Regions from separate parts of the Homo sapiens genome. Here region 2 is linked to region 1. The links are chromatin contacts, found by Hi-C or POLR2A ChIA-PET in ENCODE. All regions are on one chromosome and are shown on one strand. The core of a region is the stretch at or near the end of the contact, and the rest is flanking DNA. Distances in the headings are between cores, read along the strand shown.

Region 1 (5,394 bases), core at 972-3,471:
ACATGTCTGTATGAGGAAAACAGTAGCTTATATAAGTTTAGGTGGAGAGGAATAGAAGGCCCTCTCTATAGCTAGGAGGACTTGGTGATCTGAGAAGGAAAGGAGTGATCTTGGTGAAAGAAAGGAAGCAGGAAAAACTGACAGGAACAGGAGTATATGACCATGATATAATAAAAAACCTGACTTACAATGTCCTTCATTCATACTGTTTTTAAATAACACGTTCTAAAGTAATCTCACACCCTAACCCCAACCCTTTCCCATCATTTATATAAACAGTCCATTATGACATGTATTCTTTGCCCAAGCCAACTTGAAGCTCCTTTTGGATAGAGACTTTATGTATCTGGATTAATATTGTATTCCCATTTAGGAGAGTGCCTGGCACACCATAGATGCTCAGAAAGATTCAATTGAACTCGAATAGGTAGGCCAAACACACACGGGGTCCTAAATTGTGCAGAAGGGTCAGATACCTAAATTTTGCTTCCATGGTCTTATGAAGTATAAACTAAAAGCCCAAGTAAGGAGCAAAGGTTAGTTTACCAATTTTATCTCTGGAACCCAGGTACACTGAAAAGTATTATTTAGCTAGCTTTCAGTCCTCTGTAATACAGAAAGTAAATATCTGACACTAGGTTCATTTGAAACACTCTTGCTCTGTCACACAAGCTGGACTGCAGTGGTGCAATCATAGCTCATTGCAGCCTCGAACTCCTGGGCTCAAGTGATCCTTCTGGTCTCAGCCTCCCGAGTAGCTAGGACTACAGGCTATGAGACGCCAGGCACGGTTAGTTATTTTACTTTTGTAAAGATCAGGCTGGCTTCGAACTCCAAGGCTCTAGCGGTCCTTCCGCCTCGGCTTCCCAAAGCGGTTCTGTTTACCGGATGGTGCCAAACAGTTCCAGGCTCTTGGTGCCCGGTAGAAATTGGACGACACACACACAGATAGCAAAGCAAAGCAGCAAAAGTTTAGTAAACAGAGTATTACACTCTCGGGGGTGGGAGAGAGCGGACTGACCTCTGCGAGGTGAGATCAGCGTCAGCTTGCTGTAGTTTGAGTCATTTTATGTGTGTGCGTGCGTGTGTGTATGTTTTCTGTTCCCAGTGCTGCCTAATCTATAGCCAGCATCTGCCCTTTTATTGATAGGTTTGTTGCTTACTTTGTCCTCTGTGGCTTGTGCCTCTATCTTATAATCTTAAATATATGCATGATATGTAGCCCATATGCATGAACCTTAAGTAGCTGATTATCATACGGGCTTTTGTTAAGGATACTTTTCCTCTCTAATACGCATGCCCATCTCTGAAGAGCTGCCTCTTAAACTGGTTTGTTCCAGATCTTGCCGGCCACGAGGTCCTTGCTCACATTATCTCTTTTGTTTCGGCTGCAAAAGGTTCACTGCTTGTTATCTCGCTTCTTGTTCACCCGCCCATCTACCTTACTTCTGCCCTTTGCTTTTACTTATTCTGCCCTCTAACTTTCAGCTCCCTTTGTTATTCTCTTGCCTCACTTTTCTTATTGTTTCAGCTGTATTGCAGGCGCGAGCTGCCGCGCCTAAATTTCTTGATGTACCGTAAACATTTCAATGTCTACTTTCTATCTCAAAACAATGTGGTGTAAAAGCCGTTTAGTTTTGCTTCATCTCCATACAGCATTCCAGTGCCATTGCAAAATGACTCGACTATCAGATAAAACTGAACACAGCTCTACTTGGTGAAAAAGTAGGTGGCTCTGAAAAGAACCTTTTTGGTTTGGACCGAGGTATGAGTAATGAACTGCTCCAGCCCCGCTACTTGCCCTTGGCCTTGTGGTGGCTCTCAGTTTTCTTAGGCAGCAGCACGGCCTGGATATTGGGCAGGACACCACCCTGGGCGATGGTCACTTTACCAAGCAGCTTGTTGAGCTCCTCGTCGTTGCGGATGGCCAGCTGCAAGTGGCGCGGGATGATGCGGGTCTTCTTGTTGTCGCGGGCCGCGTTGCCAGCCAGTTCCAGGATCTCGGCGGTTAGGTACTCCAACACCGCCGCCAGGTACACCGGCGCTCCGGCACCGACCCGCTCAGCGTAGTTGCCCTTGCGGAGCAGTCGGTGCACTCGGCCCACTGGGAACTGAAGACCCGCCCTTGAAGAACGGGTCTTAGCCTTGGCGCGAGCTTTGCCGCCCTGCTTGCCACGTCCCGACATGACGTAAAAAATTCAATCAGTAACGTTCCTGAGACTGACGTAACGCTAAAGCTCCGCTACTTATAGTCAACAGAGGCACGAAAACTAAGCTGTGCTATTGGCTAACATTACAGTTTCGCTTTAACCAATGGGATTGCGGTTTTGAAAAACACTTATTTTGATTGGACAAAGTTAATATACGTTTCCAGGACTCACCACTGGTTAAACGCACAACTTCATTCTCTACCCCACTTGCGTTAAGAAGCAGTGAATAAGCGGTAGGTTGACAGAGCTACCGTCTTCCTGTTTTTTTCCTCCAATTTTCCGGCAGTTACTCCCAGTCATGCCCGAGCCCTCAAAGTCCGCTCCTGCCCCGAAGAAAGGCTCCAAGAAGGCAGTGACAAAGGCCCAGAAGAAGGACGGCAAGAAGCGCAAGCGCAGCCGCAAGGAGAGCTACTCCGTGTACGTGTACAAGGTGCTGAAGCAGGTCCACCCCGACACCGGTATCTCGTCCAAGGCCATGGGCATCATGAACTCCTTCGTCAATGACATCTTCGAGCGCATCGCCGGCGAGGCTTCCCGCCTGGCGCATTACAACAAGCGCTCGACCATCACCTCCAGGGAGATCCAGACGGCCGTGCGCCTGCTGCTGCCAGGGGAGCTGGCCAAGCACGCGGTGTCGGAGGGCACCAAGGCCGTCACCAAGTACACCAGTTCCAAGTGAGCCCGCCCACCGCGGAACGTTCGGTCAGTCTCGGCCCACACCCCAAAGGCTCTTTTCAGAGCCACTCAGTCTTCCCAAAGAGAACTGGCACTCACTGTTCTTACAGCAGGTATTTCTTACTTGCTACAAAGACGATTTCCAAGATTCCTTTAGCCTTGTTAGAAACTAATTTTGGCTCAAGCCTCTAATCCCGGTTCGGGAAACCGAAGCGGGTGGCTCACCTGAGGTTAGAAGTTCGAGACGAGCCTAGCCAACATGGTGAAACCCGTCTCTACTAAAAGTACAAAAAAATAGCTGGGCGTGGTGGCGGACGCCTGTAATCCCAGCTACCCGGGAAGCTGAGGCAGGAGAATCGCTTGAACCCGGCAGATGGAGGTTGCAGTGAGCCGAGATCGGGCCATTGCACCCCAGCCTGGGCAGTAAGAGCGAAACTCTGTCTCAAAAAAGAAAGAAAAAGAAAAGAAATTAATTAGCACTGCAGTGTACTGCATGTTGCAGCAACGCTTGAGACAATTTTATATCTGAAGAAGGATGAGGTTTATCATCAGACAAACCTAGTAAAGGGAAAATTCAGTTCCTGTTGACCCCAAAGAAAATATAATACTTAAGTGTCACTGGTAAAATATCCACAGTGCTTCCGGCGCTCTGTCCCTAAACTTCATGTGTACTTTAGTAATGAAGCAGTTGGCACACACACAAACGTACAAATCGACTTGTTTGTTTTGAGAGTGGTGCTGTTTCTCCTCCCTTGTCCCCAGTTTGGATTTGCTAAATATTAAGATAGAAAGGCAGTAGAAAAAAGTTTGAACCCAGTTTACAGCACCGTACACGTCAATCGGGCTGAGTTGATGTCAATGGCCAATCCCGACACTGCGAGGGCAGTTTGAAACTTGGCCACCGTTTTCTCTGGTGAGTGTTCTAGTTGGGAAAATTCTTGGCAGTGCAGGTTTTTTGGAGGAATCTTGCTGTCTTACTCATTCCCATAATTCTCTTGTGTGGAATTCCTATTTATGAACATAGTTTCTATTCCCTACTTTTTCTGTTAGGGTCTGCTCCATGTTTTCTTGTCTGTGTCACTTGCGTTTACTGTATCTCTAGTAATTGGAAGAAATGTTAAAAGAAAAAAAAATAGAGGAGGAGAAGGGCTGTTCTCCATTGTTTTCCCCCACCCCCAACTCAGGAAATCAAAATGAGTGTCTTCATTTTAAACACTTAGGAGTGGCATATTTAAAAGTATTTTGGTCTTTGCCAAGAATCAGTGTGGGAACTCTTCCACATCAAATTGTATTTGCTGAAGGTTTTTGATAATATTTTTTATCCAGTAAGTGTACTCCAGTGACCCAACCATTCGATTCCTAGCTGTTTACATGAAAGAATATTTTGCACACATGCAACAGGAGACATATGAGAATGGAAAAAATGCCATTTTTAATAGATAAAAATACTAGAGGCAACTACATGTTCATGGTCAAAATAATGCATTTATTGAGGTACACACAGTACCTGGTTGAATTTTAGAAATGTAAGTCTCAGAAGGTTCATATATAATAACATTTTTTTTAAACTCAGAAGTAAAACCATGGCTGGGCATGGTGGCTCATGCCTGTAATCCTAGCACTTTGGGAGGCTGAGATGGGAGGTTTGCTTAAGCTCAGGAGTTCAAGACCAGCCTGGGCAGTATGGTGAGACCCTACCTCTTAAAATAAATAAATAAATAAATAAATAAATAAATAAATAAATAAATAAATAAAATGAAAATAAAACCAAATTATACATTGTTGAAGTGTATATAGAAGCGCTTATACAGAATAAGTATACACAAGTGCGTGATAATGAAAACTTTTAAGAGAGTTTTTAAAATACCTGGCACTGGCTATCTTAGCGATAAAGGCAAGACATGGGATGGGGAAAAACACAGAGGTAAATACAAGTTGTCGTCAATATTCCAGTTTTGGGTTAGATGTTTTATCATGGGTTTTGATATAATTTGATTTAAACTTTATTTTTATTTTTATTTTTTTGAGATAGAGTCTCACCGTTTCGCCCAGGCTGGAGTGCAATGGCGCGATCTCGGCTCATTACAACCCTCGCCTCCCAGGTTTAAGCAATTCTCCTGCCTCAGCCTCCCGAGTAGCTGGGTTTACAGGAGCCCGCCACCACACCCAGCTAATTTTTTGTATCTTTAGTAGAGATGGGGTTTCACCATGTTGGCCAGGCTGGTCTTGAACTCCTGACCTCATGATCCACCCTCCTCGGCCTCCCAAAGTGCTAGTATTACAGGCATGAGCCACCATGCCCAGCCTGATTTACACTTTAAATATATGTTACATGTATTAAACTTATGTATCAAATACTATACTGGAAAATATAATAGGAAAAAACCCCCTGTGTAAAAACAAGTTACAAGCATCACATAGTTTGTCATAAAGGAAAACTTACAGGTGAGAAACTCAAACTTAATAGTGTTCCTGTAAATATTATTCATTTTCTAAATATTATTCATTC
Region 2 (6,114 bases), core at 2,861-5,360, 1.0 Mb after region 1:
TCATACATATTATATGCTATTATAAGGTATTTTAAACTACCATGAACACCACAATAAAACATGGGAAAATGTTAATGATTTATTAGAGGAAAATAACTCAGTTATGAATATTGAAGCCCATTCTAAAGATAGAATTTTTGAAGCTAAAGAATATGCCCTAGATAACTACTATAGGTATTGTAAAAACAATTTGTTTTGAAAACCCAGAGGGCATATTCAAAAACAAGAATCTACCATACAGAAAGGTAGTCGCCATCTCAAAACTCTCATATATAGCAAAGGACTTTGGTCTTCCCAAGATAGCCATTTGGTTGTGCCTAAGTCATTCCCCAGAACTTTGATGTGCCTCGCACATGAAAGCACCCATAAATAATGGCAAGAACAAATTCACTACAAATTTTCAAAATTATTGTTAGAAAATTTTTCTCAAGAAGCTCTATGGGTAGATGAATCTTTTCTTCTCTGTGTTGATCATAACCCTCCAAAAAACTAAAACTATAGCAAGGCTTCAGTTTTCCACCTCCAGTACCATTTGCGCATTTACAAATGGATTTCATTCAGTTTTCCAAAATTTTAAAAAATTGAACGTTGTTTCAACAATATTTTCAAAAGTAAAATTGTGTAATTTGGGTTGGACTGAAGCTTTCTCTTCTAAAAGATTAATACTTTAAGTTAGTGTTGTCAAATAGGGCTTTTTACAATGATGAAAATGTTCTATATCTGTGCTGTCCACCTGGTAGGTATGACATGCCACGTGTGGCTATTGAGCATTGAAATGGGAATAGTACAACAGCTGTTACCAAAACCTAATAACAAGTATCATTCAAAGCTTGCAGATTTTGTTTTTCCAACTGGGAAATACAAAACATTTAGCACTGTTAATGGACAGAGAAATCCACTTCAGTAGTGAAATTCTTAAGATTCTCCCATTAAAACATACACTTTTTGTCCTTATTCTCAAAATCTGAGAAAGCAACACAAATTTATGGTCTTCTTTAAATCAACATTTGAAAACACCATCGCAAAATTACAACTGAGACAGTGAGAGATCTAACCTAACCAATTCCATCTTGCTTCTAACCTCCAAGCTGTCCTTGTTCATTCCTGGTCGTAGGCTGACCTAACTTTGGGAGGAACTTAGTTTATAGTTTAGCTTTGAAACAAAGACAATAGCAGCCCTTTCCAAAACAAACCCGCTTCCTGCCTGGGGACTAGACTGCTTTCGCAGGACTAACAAATTAGCCACAAGATTATAAATTATGGTTTAGGAGTCATGCAGCTGGAGGCTGCAAGATTCTAAACCTCCCCCAATTGCTCCTCAGGATAACATCACTATTGTAAAACCGAAGATCAGTTCTTGAGATATTTTGCAGCCCCTGTACTCTATGGATCAGCTAGCACCACCCATAACGATAAACTGGCTCATCTGGTCTTGTGGCCCCCATCCAGAAATTAAGCCAACACAAGAGGACAGCTTCGACTCCCTCTGATTTCATCTCCGACCCGACTAATCAACTTTCCCAACTCACTGGTCCCCTACCCACCAAATTATCCTTAAAAACTGCAATCCACTTGGGGAGACTGATTTGAATAATAATAAAACGGGTCTCCCACACAGCCGGCTTTGCATGCCCGTCTTGATAAATGGTTCTGTCTAGGCAGTGGGCAAGCTGAACTCATTGGGTGGTTACACATTTTCAAATTTTCAGAGCTTTCCTTAGACTAAAACTTTACCATCAGTCCTAAGGTAGTATGATCCATGCTACAAAACTCGCCATAAAACCTTACTATGTAACACTGCTATAGAAATCTATAAAGTGTTTCCTTCGTAGGAGGGCCGTAGGCAGCCATGGCGCCCAGCAGGAATGGCATGATGTTGAAGCCCCACTTCCACAAGGACTGGCAGCAGCGTGTGGCCACGTGGTTCAACCAGAAGATCCGCAGAATCAAGGCCCGGCAAGCCAAAGGGCGCTGCATCGCCCCGCGCCCGGAGAGTCGGGACCCATCTGGCCCATTGTGCTGTGCCCTGCTGTGCGTTATCACATCAAGGTGCGCGCCGGCAGAGGCTTCAGCCTGGAGCTCAGGGTGGCGGGCATTCACAAGAAGGTGACCCGGACCACTGGCATCTCTGTGGATCCGAGGAGGCAGAACAAGTCCACCGATTCCCTGCAGGCCAATGTGCAGCGTCTGAATGAGTATTGCTCCAAACTCATCCTCTTCCCCAGAAAGCCCTCGGCCCCCAAGAAGGGAGACAGTTCTGCTGAAGAACAGAAATTGGCCACCCAGCTGACAGGACCGGTCATGCCCATCAAGAATGTAAGGAGAAAGCCCGAGTCATCACTGAGAAGTAGAGGAATTGCAAAGCTTTCGCTAGTCTCCGCATGGCCGGTGCCAATGCTTGGCGGCAATGCTCGGCTCTTCGGCATATGGGCAAAAAGAGCCAAGGAAGCTGAAAAACAGGATGTGTGAAAGCAAAAATAAAGCCCTCTTGGGGACTTGTAATAAATACGTTTTAAAAGAAATCTATAAAGTTTAAACTGATTCTTCCTCTGACAGAGAAAGGCAGTTTCTTAACAGATAGAAAACACGTGAAACTGGTGGTCGGTCACTTCCCAATAAGATCTCAGGAGTGGGGAGAAATAACACAAGATTTAGGAACTATGCCAACGTTTACGACCCCAGGTCTAGAGGTCAAGCCGTGCACTTGGTCTCTCAAGTCGCCTGCTTGGCCCTCTTCCAAGTGTACTTTCCTTCATTAGTGCTCTAAATATTTTCAATAATTTTTCACCCCTGCTCTAAGACTTGCCTCGGTCTCTCCTTCGGCATTATGCTCCTCAATCGAATTCTTTCCTTCTCCTGAGGAGGCAAGAATTAATGTTGCTGCAGACTCCTTACAGATAACTGCCACCGCTAATATGTTGAGATGTTCACACATGCATGTGTGAGGCCCTTCAAAATGTGAGCTGCGGTTAGAATTGGGAAGAGAAGGGAGTGGGGATATGTATCTTTGTTTTCTGATTGCCTTCCATATCTTTTAAAACTAGCTAAGTGCTGCTTCAAGTCAGCCAGATACGAAGGCTTCAATTTATTTAACACAATAAAGAACTTCTATTTGGATCCAAAGCTTACATTATGCTTTAATAAAAGTTACCCTAATAAAGTCAGAAACAATAACAATGAGTCAAAGAAATGCATACAAAGTAGGCCAGGCGTGGTGGCTCACGCCTGGAATCCCGGCACTTTAGGAGGCAGAGGCGGGTGGATCGTGGATCACTTGAGTTCAGGAGTTCGAGACCAGCCTGGCCAACATGGTGAAACCCCCGTTTCCACTAAAAAAAAAAAAATTAGCCGGGCATGGTGGTGCATCATGCCTGTAATTCCAGCTACTCGGGAGGCTAAGGCAGGAGAATCACTTGCATCTGGGAGGCACAGCTTGCACGTGAACCGAGATGGTGCCATTGCACTCTGCACTCCAGCCTGGGAGACAGAGTGAGACTCTTGTCTCCAAAAAAAAAAAAAAAAAAAGCCTACAAAAAGCTTACAAAGTCTAAAATCGGACGAACAAGAGGACACCTGATGGGGGAAAAGAAAAGAGATTGCGATGGGAAGAGAGTGGTGGGGAAATCCGTGGGACAGTTTTCCTATTTTCTGGGTCTGTCCCTTGACCAAGGAACAGCTCAAAAAAGAAAGGATCTAAAATAAATTGTAAAAAATTACCTGTGGTTTCGCATTTGTTTTCTGTCTTTTTCTTTCTTGCTTGATCTTCGATAATACTGGGAAATGTAACCAATGTGATTGGGCTTGTTAATTTGGTGCCTTGCTTGTTTTTCGGGTTTTGGAATTCTGCCAGTCTGTGCTTCCGCGGCCTCTTTCATTTTGTCTTTCATCTCTTGACACAGCCACCCAGGGTGGTGTCAAAGCCTTAGAGCAGAAATGCATCAATATTGAAAGCAAAACGGAGCTTGTTTTCCTTGGTTTCCATGTGAATTTGAAGAATTGAGAGAGAATGAAAGTGCCACAAAAACAAAAGAAAAAAAATTGAGGCGAGTCGTGGACATGATAGACATGATTTTGCAAACAAGGCACATCTAGGAGAAAAGGCGGGAGAAAAATGAAGCTGGAGGTGCCGGGGATTGAACCCGGGGCCTCGTGCATGCTAAGCACGCGCTCTACCACTGAGCTACACCCCCCAACGCTCAACGTGGGCCAAAATATTTCTATGACCTGTTACTATTATCGGTCGTGCCAAGAAGCATATTTTGTCGAACTTAATTTTGAATTCGCTATACTGGATATTGTTTCCTGACTGCGCTGAGAGAAGGAAAACTGAATGTTATATCGAAAGTCCCGTGCTGGGCCTGGGATCTCCCGCTGCAGGTCACCCTCTCGGACGGCCGCTCGACAACCACCTATCGGGGTTTATAAGGGAGCCGTCCTGCCTGGCCGCCCCCCAGAGAAAGGTCTGTGATGGGGTGATTCTGCTTGGAAAGGTTGCCAGGAAACCGCGAGCATAACGCAGAAAGATAAAACGAAAGCCCTAAACGCCGCCGTGGGAATTTAAGTCCAAGGGGCAGAGAAAACAGGAGGGGAATTGCAGATCGGCTTGTCCCGGTCGTAGTTACTGCCCCTGCAGGTTCCCGCGCCCAGCCTCGGGATGGAGAACCTGGCACGCTACGTTTCGCGGGCTCTGAGACTCGGGTGGTGAGAGTCGCCGAGATGCGCACTGGGAAGAGAAAAGAGCCAGGACGCACCTGCATTTATGGCGCCATCGCCCGGGCGGAATCCTCCACGGAATAAAAAGTATGCAGAAGCAAGGCGATTTATGACTGCATAAACCCTCCGTGCTCCTGGAGAGTTCTTAGACCTCTCCACTCCTTGGCACAACTGACCTCTCCACTCTTCGACAAACTGGCAAGCGCTTGCCGCCGTTCGCCAAACCTTGGTACGACAGTCAATCCAGAAATGAGCTTCTGGAACAAATCCTAAATCCTTTTTTGTCTGTCTTCTTCTGATTCGCTCTCATCCTTAAGGGACCTGTTTCTCCTTCAAAACCTGAAAACATCTAACCTATAGTACCAACCCCAGATCCAGGCCTGGCCTTCCTGACCAGTCAAAGCCAGTTGGACTGTGCGCCTAGAAGTGGACAGACATGCGAAATGCCATACTGTATACGTACAATGCATAGGCCAAAGGCGACCCTATGACCCAGAGATTAGAAAGACTCGGACGTCTTTTGACTGGGTTCAGGTCACACTACTCCCAAAATACGACACCTCGGCATTTGAGAAAACAGCAGAAGCAGAAACGTTTTTCTCTGGGCCCTTGTTCCGTGAAGCGGGCCATGAAAGCTACCTGATCTTCCAATTAAAGTAGGTGATAAGACCGTCAATTCAGAGGGGAGAAAATGTACTTGGAGGAAATAAACGAAGACACAGAGATGCCAAAGAGAACCTGAATAAACAGGCTTTGCTAAGTTCACCCCAGTTTATAACCATTAGATCATACCCCCTTTTATCCAATTATACTGCTATGGGACTATCCACTTCATCAAACCTAAGCATAAAAATATAGGAAGTCCTCACTTATTGTCAGTTGGTTTTTGGAAACTATTACTTTAAGCAAAATAAAACTAATTCTACCATAGACTAGACTAATTGATTTAAGAGTTAATTTTCTTGGCAAATGTCTGATCACAAAAACACCAAATTTCTAAATAAGGACTCCAAACACTTCTAACACTAAATATTGAAAAAAATATGAGCTGCACCTCAAGTTAAGATCAGCAAAAACGACATGATTGATTTATTTTTGGTGAATCAGTGACTGCAATTCTAGTGGTGGCAGGTTATATCAAGGAATAAATGTTTGTGAAATAGCAGTTGTAAGGAGCAACTCCTACTAACACACAATTCGTAAAACATTGTGTCCGGAATTGGCGGGTTCTTGATCTCACTGATTTCAAGAAAGCCACAAGTCCTCCGGATGAGTGTTACAATCGTTAGATGCGGTGTAGCCAGAGTTCATTCCCTCTGACGTTCGGATGTGTTATAGAGTTTCTTCCTTCTGGTGGTTTGGTCTTCTACTGGCTCAGGAGTGAAACTGCAAACCTTGGCA

The links. A loop is a pair of places that touch in the nucleus more often than their neighbours do. ChIA-PET counts read pairs that join two places held with the same protein, here RNA polymerase II (POLR2A). Pooled maps may share reads with other maps.
Region 2: a map of naive thymus-derived CD4-positive, alpha-beta T cell shows a loop between it and region 1 (2.7-fold over the local background). The contact joins the promoter of LINC01623 here to the promoter of H2AC15 in region 1. A Hi-C loop is called at or near these places in 4 of 168 maps with a recorded cell type or tissue (OCI-LY7, Ramos and naive thymus-derived CD4-positive, alpha-beta T cell), 2 of 37 single-sample maps with no recorded cell type and 12 of 50 pooled maps. POLR2A ChIA-PET finds 5 or more read pairs at or near these places in 16 of 52 experiments (CD4-positive, alpha-beta T cell, CD4-positive, alpha-beta memory T cell, CD8-positive, alpha-beta T cell and 11 more).

The regions. Positions count from the first base shown.
Region 1 is chr6:27,836,154-27,841,547 of GRCh38, forward strand. H2AC15 (H2A clustered histone 15) reads right to left here and starts at 2,222. Exons shown (of 1, transcript NM_003510.3): 1 at 1,727-2,222. The coding sequence starts at 2,186. The coding sequence ends at 1,794. It overlaps H2BC15 (H2B clustered histone 15), which reads left to right and starts at 2,416. Exons shown (of 1, transcript NM_003520.4): 1 at 2,416-2,957. The coding sequence starts at 2,509. The coding sequence ends at 2,889. RefSeq lists enhancers at 352-1,289, 1,378-1,467, 1,538-1,587, 1,858-1,967, 2,038-2,127 and 3 more.
Region 2 is chr6:28,859,567-28,865,680 of GRCh38, forward strand. It overlaps LINC01623 (long intergenic non-protein coding RNA 1623), which reads right to left and starts at 4,111. Exons shown (of 2, transcript NR_033379.1): 1 at 3,718-4,111; 2 at 59-2,449. It overlaps TRA-AGC2-2 (tRNA-Ala (anticodon AGC) 2-2), which reads right to left and starts at 4,190; the gene lies at 4,119-4,190. It also overlaps the pseudogene RPL13P.